2 separate regions of the Mus musculus genome follow, and region 2 is linked to region 1. The links are chromatin loops, found by intact Hi-C in ENCODE. Cell type or tissue: gastrocnemius. All regions are shown on one strand. Each heading gives the region's core, and the rest is flanking DNA. Links, peaks and the distances in the headings are about the cores only.

What was found. A loop is a pair of places that touch in the nucleus more often than their neighbours do. Peaks named below come from ENCODE experiments on the same cell type or tissue, not always from the same donor. Only the 100,000 strongest peaks of a DNase experiment are listed, where the experiment ranks them.
Region 2: a loop joins it to region 1, with 2.2 times the contacts of the local background. A loop is called at or near these places in 2 of 42 quality-filtered maps.

The regions. Positions count from the first base shown.
Region 1 is chr2:72,737,612-72,742,991 of GRCm38, forward strand. It overlaps Gm30257 (a long non-coding RNA gene), which reads left to right. Exons shown (of 5, transcript XR_374639.3): 2 at 1,303-1,372; 3 at 5,050-5,118. Among named protein-coding and RNA genes, the nearest start is that of Gm30257, 6.5 kb to the left of the region's middle. In gastrocnemius, for the core only: no CTCF peak of the experiment used is centred there; DNase peaks (open chromatin) are centred at 3,259, 3,572 and 4,272; H3K4me3 peaks cover 447 bases; H3K27ac peaks cover 442 bases.
Region 2 is chr2:72,933,481-72,938,860 of GRCm38, forward strand. It overlaps Sp3 (trans-acting transcription factor 3), which reads right to left. Exons shown (of 7, transcript NM_001018042.3): 7 at 2,950-4,902. The coding sequence ends at 4,586. Among named protein-coding and RNA genes, the nearest start is that of Sp3os, 43 kb to the right of the region's middle. In gastrocnemius, for the core only: no CTCF peak of the experiment used is centred there; a DNase peak (open chromatin) is centred at 2,406.

The DNA of each region.
Region 1 (5,380 bases), core at 277-5,276:
GTTTCTTCTAACCCAAGCATTTTCTTTACCAACCAGTACAGCTAAAGACTCCTAGCCCAAGTCATAACTCTTCCCCCTTGTGATTCTGCTTAGGTAACAGGTCACAGTAGGAAGCCAAATACAGATGGAAACGGTGGTGTGTTACACTTTCAGGAAGGTGGAATAAAAGCAACCATAGAGTGGAGCAAGCTGACTCGCCGTCCTGGGAGGAGCCAAGCTGACCCAGTCCCCAGCTCCCCCAGGTCGCTCTTACTTACCAAAGGAATGCAGAGGTTTCTTTTCCTGTGTTTTCTTACCTCACACAGGAAATTCTCCTGCCTCAGCTTCTCAAGTGATAGGATTTGAGGTGTGCACCAATAAGTCTGCTTTTGATTGGACAGATATAGTTAGGCCCATTATTCATATAGACCTCAACTCTGAACACATTAAAGCTGCTCTCTGGAGAGAACTGATCTGGAGTGTTACATCCGCCACCCTGGAGAGAGTTCTAAACTGCATCGACACCTCATCAAGGAATACAACATTAAACCACTTAAAAGCCATTCTCTTGCCAGGCACAGCGGCACACACTCACAGTCCCAGCATTCAGGGAGGTTGAGGCAGAAAGAGGCTCAAGTCTGAGCTAGCCTGGGCCACAGAGTAAGACCTTGGCTCAAACTAACAGCAACAGTAATAAGGCTCTCATCTGTTCTATACTTTTAAAGGTTAAACTAAAACATAAATAAATAAACAAATAAATGTATGAATTTGCCTGTGAGTATCTAAGAGCACTACATGCATGCCAAGTACCCAAGGAGGCCAAATGAGGCTACTTGATGCCTTAGAACTAGGACTACAGACCATGTGAGTATTGGAACCCAACCTGGGACCTCTTCAAGGACAACACATCTATATCATTACATAATATCATGAGTATAGTATAGAGCATAATACTGATAAATATAATAGGTGTATGCTGTATGACTTATCTGTGTGGTTATGTATTCTGTGTGTTCTCTTGTCATCCCATCTCACTATGCAGACCAACATGAACACAGCTGGCAACATTGTTTCTCCTTCTTGAGTTCCACTAAGATGTCTTGGCTCTCTCTGAGAAAGGTGGCTTGCCAATGACCAAAAGGCCTCATGTTGCTGCAATTGCTGGGAAAGACACTAATGCTAAAGGATTTCACTATGGATGACGTGTGGGCCACACTTACCATTGAGGACCTCAGTAATAACAGAGGGAAGGTACCAGTGGTGTTTTAGATTGAGGCATCTGCTTCGAATTATTGTAATTATTTTGGTTTTCTTGCCTTTCAGCGTCCAGGCCTAAGATTGCAAAGCCTGGAGTCGGTGTACTTATGACTGACAGATCATCCTTCATCCTAAGGTAAATCCTGAAAGCCATTTTCATCAAGCTGCACGAGGAGAGCAAAGTGAACCAGCATGTTCCAGCGTACGCGGAGATGGAGGAACGCCCACAGAAGGGAAAACTTAGCTCACTCGGTAGAGAGAGATAAAGCTACGTGTGGCCGTGCAGTGTGGCCGGGATATTCACAGGCTGCAACACAAAGGTCGCACTGGAGAAGGAAGGGTGAAGGGACCAGCGAGGAAGGACAGGAGAGAGGATGTGCAGAGCCACAGACCCCAAAGCCTCAGGGCCAGGCAGTGAGCCACAGGGGGTGCCAGACGCTGCAAATGCCTGTGAGTGCAGACGTGTTCACAGACACATCTGGATGTGTCTCAAAGAAAAAACATGAAGGAGAGAGGAGAAAGACTTGCAGATGTAGCGTGAGTGACCCTAACGGTGATGGTGAACAGGTAGATTTTCTGTTACTATATCCCTTATTCCTTTAAACTTTTCAATTTTTCCATTAAAAAAAGTAAAAGAAAATGCTTTAAATGCATACACAAGCAGATGCATAGGGCTGCCATTTTAAGCCTCTGTAACTGAAAACATAGACATGCACACACATCAAAATGGCTGCCATATTTTGTATCCGATCACAAGAGGAAGACAAATAGTAAGCTCATGACTGTGATTAATAAGGAAGTCCCAAAGCCAATAGGATCATGAGGCATGATAGCTTCCATTTTTATAGATCAAGCACTGCTTGGTACAACACATTTAGCTTCTCATACATACCCACATACACCAATGCACACATCTGCACACTCAGCATCACCCCAGTGTTGAGATGCTTTGGAAAGTGAGCGACTCCTTAAGAGCCAGCCAGCCTTTCATGGTGAGCCTGGCCAGACAGTTCACTGGATTCCTGGGTGTCGAGATGAACATGTAGTCACTGCCATATTCCTAGACTACAGTAGCAACGGTTAAAGTATCTGTTAGGCTGATTAACCAAACAGCCTTTACACCTTAGAAACTTCATCCCGATGGATCATAGAAAGTCTGCATAGAAAATGAGCAAAGGGGAACTGTTGGGATAATTGAAAAAAAAACCACAAAAACCTTTAATGAAAAAGAATGTAATGGGCAATACAAAAATAATTATGAGATTGGCAAGATGGCTCAGGGGGTAAAGGCACAGGCTACCAAGTCTGACGGCCTGAGTTTGATCCCTAGCACCCTGTAGTAGAAAGAGAAAGCTGACTTTTCCGAGTTTTTGGAATGTCACATGTGTGTCCTGGCACATTCAAGCAAGTACACACACACACACACACACACACACACACACACACACACACACACACAGAGAGAGAGAGAGAGAGAGAGAGAGAGAGAGAGAGAGAGACTGAGACAGAGAGGGAGAGAGAGACAGAGAGAGGGAAAGATAGACACAGACAGAGAGTGTGTAAAATAACATTTTAAAATTATCTCCCCAAATAGATATAAAGATGGTAGTTTCACAGACAGACAGACACAAACATGACTCTAAACATGTTTAGCACATTAGCATCTTCTAGACCTGACTTTGAAGCTACTCGAGTACATTCCAGGCCACATTCCCCACGGATGCCACATTGGCTGGGACTGGAATCACAATCCATTCCAGAGACTATGCTAGAGACCCAGATGTGTTGGCTACTCCCTTCATCCAAGAGTCTCCTGGAGCGTTTGGAGACCTGCCTCTGTAGCATGACCCAGCAACATGGGACGGAAAGTTCCTGAGTGGATACTGTCATAATCAGGCAGGCACTGGAAGTTGGCAGGTGAGGGCTGCTAGGTACCCGTACTATGCAGGCAGCACGTCTGACTAGTGAGGGCTGCCATCCAATGCAACTAAGCTGCCAAGCCAGGTTCCTTCCACATAAGACAGGCAGGGTACAGGAGAGAGCCTGACTCAGCAAGTAACACCTAAGCAGGATCCAGTGCAGAGGATCACAGCCAGCAGCACTCCTTTGCCCGAGTCCCACCTTCTCTGACCTGCCCTCGCTGGCTCTGGACTCCTAGAAAGTGATGAAACTTTCCAGAGCCAGAGCGCGCGCGCACACACACACACACACACACACACACACCCTCCCTGCCTCCACGCCAGAGTCATTTCCCAGTGACTGTGAATCAGTAGAAACACTCGCCTTTCCTGGCTCAGCCTGACTTAGAGACATCACAAGTGACAGAGTAATTCAGTTGTGACAGGAGCACCGCCAGGGGACACACTTGTCAACGGGCCCATCTGTCTACTGTCACTCTCTATCCCCTCAAAAGCGTACGGGGTTGCCCCTCTGCTGGGAATGTTACGGGCAGAATTACGCTCACTCATCCCACTCCAGATGTGGCGCTGCATCGGCTGTTTGCTTTAGAGTGGGGGCGGGGCAGCCACCGGGACGGCAGAGGGCGAGTGTAGAACTTGCAGCCCCCAGGTAACTGTATCTCTCTGTGCCTAGGGGTTTTCACAGAATGAAAATAAGGAGTTATGATGTCATGCACTTACTTCACCAAGGTTTGCTCCACTGCTACTATAGATGCAGCGAATGGCTGCGTAGATGAAGCGATGCAATTCCTGGGTGCTGCCCTCTCTGAGCTGAGGGGCTTCCTAAGAGAAGCTACATTGCCTGTACAGTTACCAGATCACCACATTTTATAACTAGGAAGCCAATGAGTAGCACAAATCCTAGATGTTGCAAGCTGGCCACTGTTGACGTTAAATAGCCACAACTGAAATCCAGCTGGGCTGTGACGTCATCCTTCCCTCTGCTTCCCTTCCTCAAATGTTAGATGGTCTCCTCTCCCAGAATGGGGTGTCCAAGGCCGGACCTGATCTCCACTGTGCTCAGCAGGCCTCCCTGTGCCTGGCACACTGTGCTGAGCAGTAATACATGGTGAACACTGAACTTGGTGTTCTTTAGGTCTTCTTTGGCACCTCCTGCTTTGGGTTTGACGTGATGAGGCTTGTTCTCTGTTAAAGCTAAGTTCTGAGAGGGCAGGTACCTTCTTGCCAATCTCTGACTTCCTGGTAGGCACACCTACATGCACTAATTTAACAATCAATGACTGAAACTTCGCCCGCAGTAATCATCAAAGTGGCCCGATGACACAGATCTGCCACCCAGTCCTCAGGAGGCTGGAGCAGGACAGTTTTGAGTCCAAGGTCGGCCTGGACTACATAGTAAGTTCAAGGCCAACTAGGGCTAGAAATATAAGACATTGTCTTGAAAATTTGGCACGCAGCTCAGTGGTACAGTGCTTCAATACTGTGCACAAAACCCTGCAACAGAGCCCGGTTTTGCAAAAGGACAATGAAAATTAACTCAAGAGCAAATAGATGCCGTAAGAAAGGAAATAACCAGGCTAAGGATATAAGTTAATATTAGAGCATTTGTCTAGCATGCTCATGCACCTGGGTTCAAATCTAAGCACTATCCCCCCCCCACAAAAAAAAAGATAAAAAATTGTCAAGTCTACAAGTCCCACAAATTTACAAACTATGTTATCTATACTAATTTTTTTCTCCCAGTCACCTGAGGCTAACTTGGAAATCATAGGAAATGCTCGTTTTTACTGACCGTTGAAGAGCCTAGGCACAAAGAGATCATTATTGGTTACAGGACCTGGGCTATCCTGTAGGAGGGTGCAACTTAGCCAGCATTATTTTTATTGTCTCCCAGATCCAAACAGGCACTCCGATAAACACACTCAGATGCTTCCAACTCGCAATGGAGCCACAGGTATAGCAGGTGAGACCTGAATGCCCTTATCCCTTCAATCCATGTCGCAGACCCTACGGGCAAAATTCCAAAGAGCAGAAGGCAGGAGATGCCCATGTGCACGAGTTTTGTTTTGTTTTGTTTTGTTTTGTTGCCTGACGTAATTGTCGTCTCAGAGGCTGTCTTTGTCTGCTAACCTAGACCTAGTCCTAGAGCTTCTAGCCTCTGTACCATCATATCTAGGCCTGGAATGTATTCAGTTTCTGAGACATGTTGCTGAATAAACTCACCT
Region 2 (5,380 bases), core at 114-5,113, 200 kb after region 1:
TAGGCAACACATGGTTGCCTGTGATGCCCTCCACCTCCTGTAGTGTCTGAGTCTCCTTGGCTGTTCTTCCAATCCCACCATCTGAGCCGATGCTCCTTTCCCAAGGTTCAGTCTCAGCTTAAAAGTAGTTTGAGAATTCTGGACTTGAATTATTTTTTCTGGGAAGAGGCCCATGATCACCGAGAGGAGAAATCATGAATTTTTCTCACAGCAAATGCAACGAAGGCATATGTAAGCATTTGGTTATGTGTACACACGGGCAAGGCAAGAGACCAACAAGCTTCCTAACGTGAGCGCTGATGAGGAGGCGCACTAAAACCAAATCTGTTCCCAGAGCATCAACCAACTGGTTTCCTGGGGTCACATAAGGCTTACCACCCATTCATAGCAGTGTTTTAAGCACATTAGTCAGTAAGTTTACATTGAAAACACTTCTTACCAACCTCATAAAATTTAACTTTAGGATATTGTGTCAACTTTTAAAACCCAAATTTCAAAATTCTAATTCAAATATTAAATATACTATAATGAAACAAAAACTTGGGAAACTGAAGTTCTAGTCTAAAGTACAATTAGAATCTTAAAGGGAATGCCTACTGTCCTTACTTTTTCCCAAAAATATTTTTTGGACTTTACGTTACTTTTGCTTTAAAAAAAAAGTCTGTTTTGGGGTTTTTGGGAGCCTTGCAAAAATATACAATCTTTACAAGCAAATATTAAGTTTACCAGGATGTTAAAGAGATAATCTAGAGGTTATGAATGTTGGCTATCCTTCTGGAGGTCCTGGCTGGGTTCAATTCTCAGCACCCTCATAACCAGCCCTCTGTAATGAGATGTTCCCTCTTCTGGTATGTATAAAAAAGGCAGGGCAGTCATATACCTAAGTAAATTTTATATGTAAAATGTTTTTTAGATGTTGGCAAGGTAGATACAGAAAAGCAATTAAAAGCACTGAAAGGCAGCAGTTAGCAGCAGTTTTTCCAGAGGACCCAGGTTTGATTCCCAGTACCTACACTTTGGCCCACAACTGTAAACTCCAGTCTCAGGGGATCCAAAACCCTCCTTCTGGCCTCCTTGGGATGGGGCATGCATGTGGCACACATACAAACATGCAGCTAAGATACCCACACACATAAAACAAAATACAACTAATTTCCAGGACCTGACGCTAGAGTGCTTTTCACATAAGCCCTGAGTTTGACTCCCTAGAACCTATGTGTAAGAGACCAACACTATATTGCCCTCTGACATCTACTATAGCCACAGCCACTGTAGCCACAGCTTTTCATGTCCTGAAAAGCTTTCTAGCGCAAACCAGCATGGTGGAACTGATGTGTAATCCCAGTACTTGGGAGGCAGAGGCAGGAATAGTTCATCTATGACAACTTCAAGGGCAGCCTGGGCTAAATAAAGCTGTCTGAAAAATGAGTTCTGAGATTTCCTGATGGAAAACACTGGTTAACTTTTTAAAAAAAACTTATTAGTGCACATATACATGATTAGGTGTTTAATGTGCATGCAATGATTGTCACTGCATGCATGTAAAAGTTAGGAAACAACATTATGGGGTTGCACTGTGTAGCAAGCATCCTTACATACTGAGTCACCTTGCTGGTCCCAAGAATTATGCTCTATAAAATATGTGACACGTTCCAATTTATCTAAAATGTTGCTCTAAAATGTTGTATTAAAAGCACTTTCACTATTCTGAAGGTCAAAGTTGTAAGGCAGTTGACTTTGTGATATGCATACCTCCTTTTAAAGCATTGAGTGGTGTCTTTAAGGCACACAAGACATGCAGCTCAGATTAATTGCACCTGTATATACATAAAATGTAAGTTCTAGCCATTTATAAAAACTGACAAAACTACTGAAGGGTGTACAGTGAAAAACAGTCCTGTCCACTAATACACATTTGACAACTAAGAACTGGCTTCAGAACAATTCTTCAACTACTTTTTCCAAAATTAGGTTAATTGGGGAACCCCAGGTCCAACATTCAAACAATATAAAAACAGAAGGACTTACAATCACTACACTAGAAATCAAATCTTCACCTGCTAAGCAAAAGCTCTCAAGCCCACAAACACACTTTAAGACCATCAATTCAATGCATTTAGTCTCTAAAATATGCTTGGGAATTCTTATATCAAAATGTTTTGAAACTTACTATCAATTTTCAATTACCTAAAAACATCTTGGCACTGTGAAGAAGTCAGCCAAGTGCTTACCTTACCACATCAACATGAGGACTCAGCCTGAGTCCCTAAAACCCACATAAAAGGTGAGGTGTGGTGGTCCTGGCGCCACGGTGGTAGGAACCCTCCCCCAGCTCCAGGACGGGGGAGGATCCCTGAGGCCAGCTAGCTTAACCTAATTGGGGAGCCCAGGTCCTAGCAAGAAACCACACACACGCACGCACGCACGCACAAATGGTGGGGGTGGGGGTCCTGACTCAGTATTTGGTTCAAGTAAGCAACCTGTACTTATAATGTTAATAAAAAACAATTTTAAACAGCTCACCTTTCATTCTAAATTTAAGCCTCACTTAGAAAAACAGCCCATGTGTGCTAGAGTTGACCTATGCCCTGCTAAGTTACAACTGAGTGTCAAGCTGGGCCTGGATAACAGACATGCAAATCTCATTTAAACCGTGTACACATCAAAGAAATACTCTACTGCCTTCCCCCCCCCTATTCCCCTTCCTCTCTTACCATTTCAGACTCACACATACTCAAAGCCACCTCAGGAACAGCTCCCACCTGCCATGATCACCACAGCTTGTCTGAATTAGCATTTTCAGAAGTACTTATGTAATCAGAACTCTCTTAAATCAAAATACTTTGCAGTGCTTTGAGAAGGGAAACACAAGAGTGATGTACGAAACAAGTGTTGATAAAACTGATACAAATCAATATAAGCTAAGAAATTAGACTTTTTCAAGCTAAATTTTTCAAGTTTCAAGTTATATTTAATAAATTCATTTTAAGTGAAAAATTAATTGCCAGCACCTCTATACACCTCTTTTTAAGTAAATATATTTATTTACAATCCCAGCATCTGAAATCAAGAATCTAAAAATAAAAGTCTAAAGTAAAGAAAAATAAGCCAGGCTTTCTTATCCATACCATTGCAGTATTTTAGATGCATCGGACTACAACAAACTCAAAAGAAAAAAAAAATAGTGTTTTATTAACTACCACACTGTTATAATACACTTTAAACGTACAATAAGGTAGCCTTTTATCTGAGGTGGTCTTAAAGAGAACAAATGAACAGAATTCAACTTCCTGAAATAGATGAACTGCTGTAGTTGTAGGTACATGTAGGAAAAGTGTAGAGCTCTTACAAGACCAGCAATGTAATTTTATTTTGTACATTTTTAATTGAAAATATAAACAATAATTAAAAAATAAAAAGAAAATACAGCATAATAAAAAACATACATTTCTCAATTAAATGTATTGGATACATATAAATTTTAAGGGAAGAAGCAAAAAAAGGAAAATGGTTGATATTTAAGTGCAGACTACCTAGATTAAAAAAACTTAAAAAAATATCATAAAGCCTCTAGTTTCTATGACTAATATCCATATGGTTGGAGTATCGTCACTGTGGAAGTGATTTTGTTATGTTTGCATATGTTATACTTTATTGGTAATTTACAACGATGGCTTTTAAGGCCCTGGCAGACATATTTTTTTTTTTTTTTTGGAACCAAGATTGAATTTAAAAAAAAAAAAAAAAATTCTCTGCTAAGACGCAATACACCTTATTATTATTTTTTGGTCCTCCAAACTTCAGGAAAAGGGGTAATTCACTAGAACATTTTACCACCCAAATGCTTCAACCTACACATTTTAAACTTTTTAAAAACATCGGTTATATTGCCCAACTTCATTATTGAAAGAATATTAACAAGACATTATTTTGGCAAATTAAATCTTAAACATGGCTTTTCAACAGGATTTAAAAGGTGACTATCCCTAAAGGTCCATGTTAAAATGTAGTTTTCAAAATCTTACAAGAGTAATGCTTAAAATATTGTACAGTTAACCTAATTAAAATAATTAGCTTCAAAATGACAAATTGATAAGCTAAGTAAAGCCTACACTATGTAACATTTGCTTGGAAACTTGATTTGTCAGTTATGCATAATAAAAATTCCAGTCATCAAGAAAATTACAAAAATTTATAACATGATTTCTTTCACCCACCAACTTTTTTTATCTTACAATAGATAAATACCAACAGTTTCTCATTTTTACACTAAACCACACAGGATTGATGCATTTGGTTAGACTACCATTCGCATTGTTAAATTCAATTTTCTCTTTATATAACTTGGTAAAATTTCATTTCTTCTAGATTCCAAAAGTACCTACAAAATCCATGCAAATTTTACCATTTTTAATATACTATGGAATATCATACAAAGTAAGGCATTTCAGTGTCATGTATAACCAAGTTACTGTCAATCCAAAAATTTTTGCACATCAATAAAAAGATATCTAAGAACTTAGGAACAATATTCTTCTCACTACTGTATAAAAATAACCACAATGAATAAGTATTTGTGTAATATTTACTCCATTGTCTCATTTCCAGAAACTGTGACAAGCTGTAAAGGTATTTCAGTGTTGGTAAGGATGTCTTGATTGCTGGTGGCAGAAGTATTGACAGTTCCTATCCCTGACACAGACCCCTGTTGAATATTTGCAAGGATAAGTGTTGTTCCTCCTGCAGTAATCAAGGCATCATCTCTTCCAGCTTCCACAGATGCGAGCACTGTACTGCTAGAGTGAATGACTTTTTTATTTTGATGTGTTTTAATATGTTTGGCAAGGTGGTCACTTCTCATAAAGCGTTTTGAACATTCTGGACAAACAAACTTCTTCTCACCTGTAAAGAAAAGCAGTAACTTAGTTTTAAAATTCCAATTTTTCAGATTAATATGGTCTCTCCTAAAACAAAGGGTCTATTAAAACTGTACTGGTTTCATGAGCTGCCCCGTAAGAGTTCCCTTGTAGAAGTAGCTCTACTCAAAATATTTGTCATTAAATGGTTTGATGAAAACATACTGTATGATGGACAGTTTAATATTCAAACAAGATTTTAATACTCAATGCTAAGACTCTGAACTGAAACCTGTTAAATACTTGCTAAAGCCATCTGGGCCACTTTAAAGTCTATATTCTTTTAAAAGAAATTACTATGTCATATATTAAACCTTCAATAATTGTGAATTCAAATAAAAATCAGAATAGCTATAGATTAAAGCAATGGCAGACTGTGAGCATTCAATGATATTAAATTCAAGAATAAAGGAGATAGCTAGCTGAGCATCAAGGGCAAACTAACATAGCAAAGTCTATTGTTT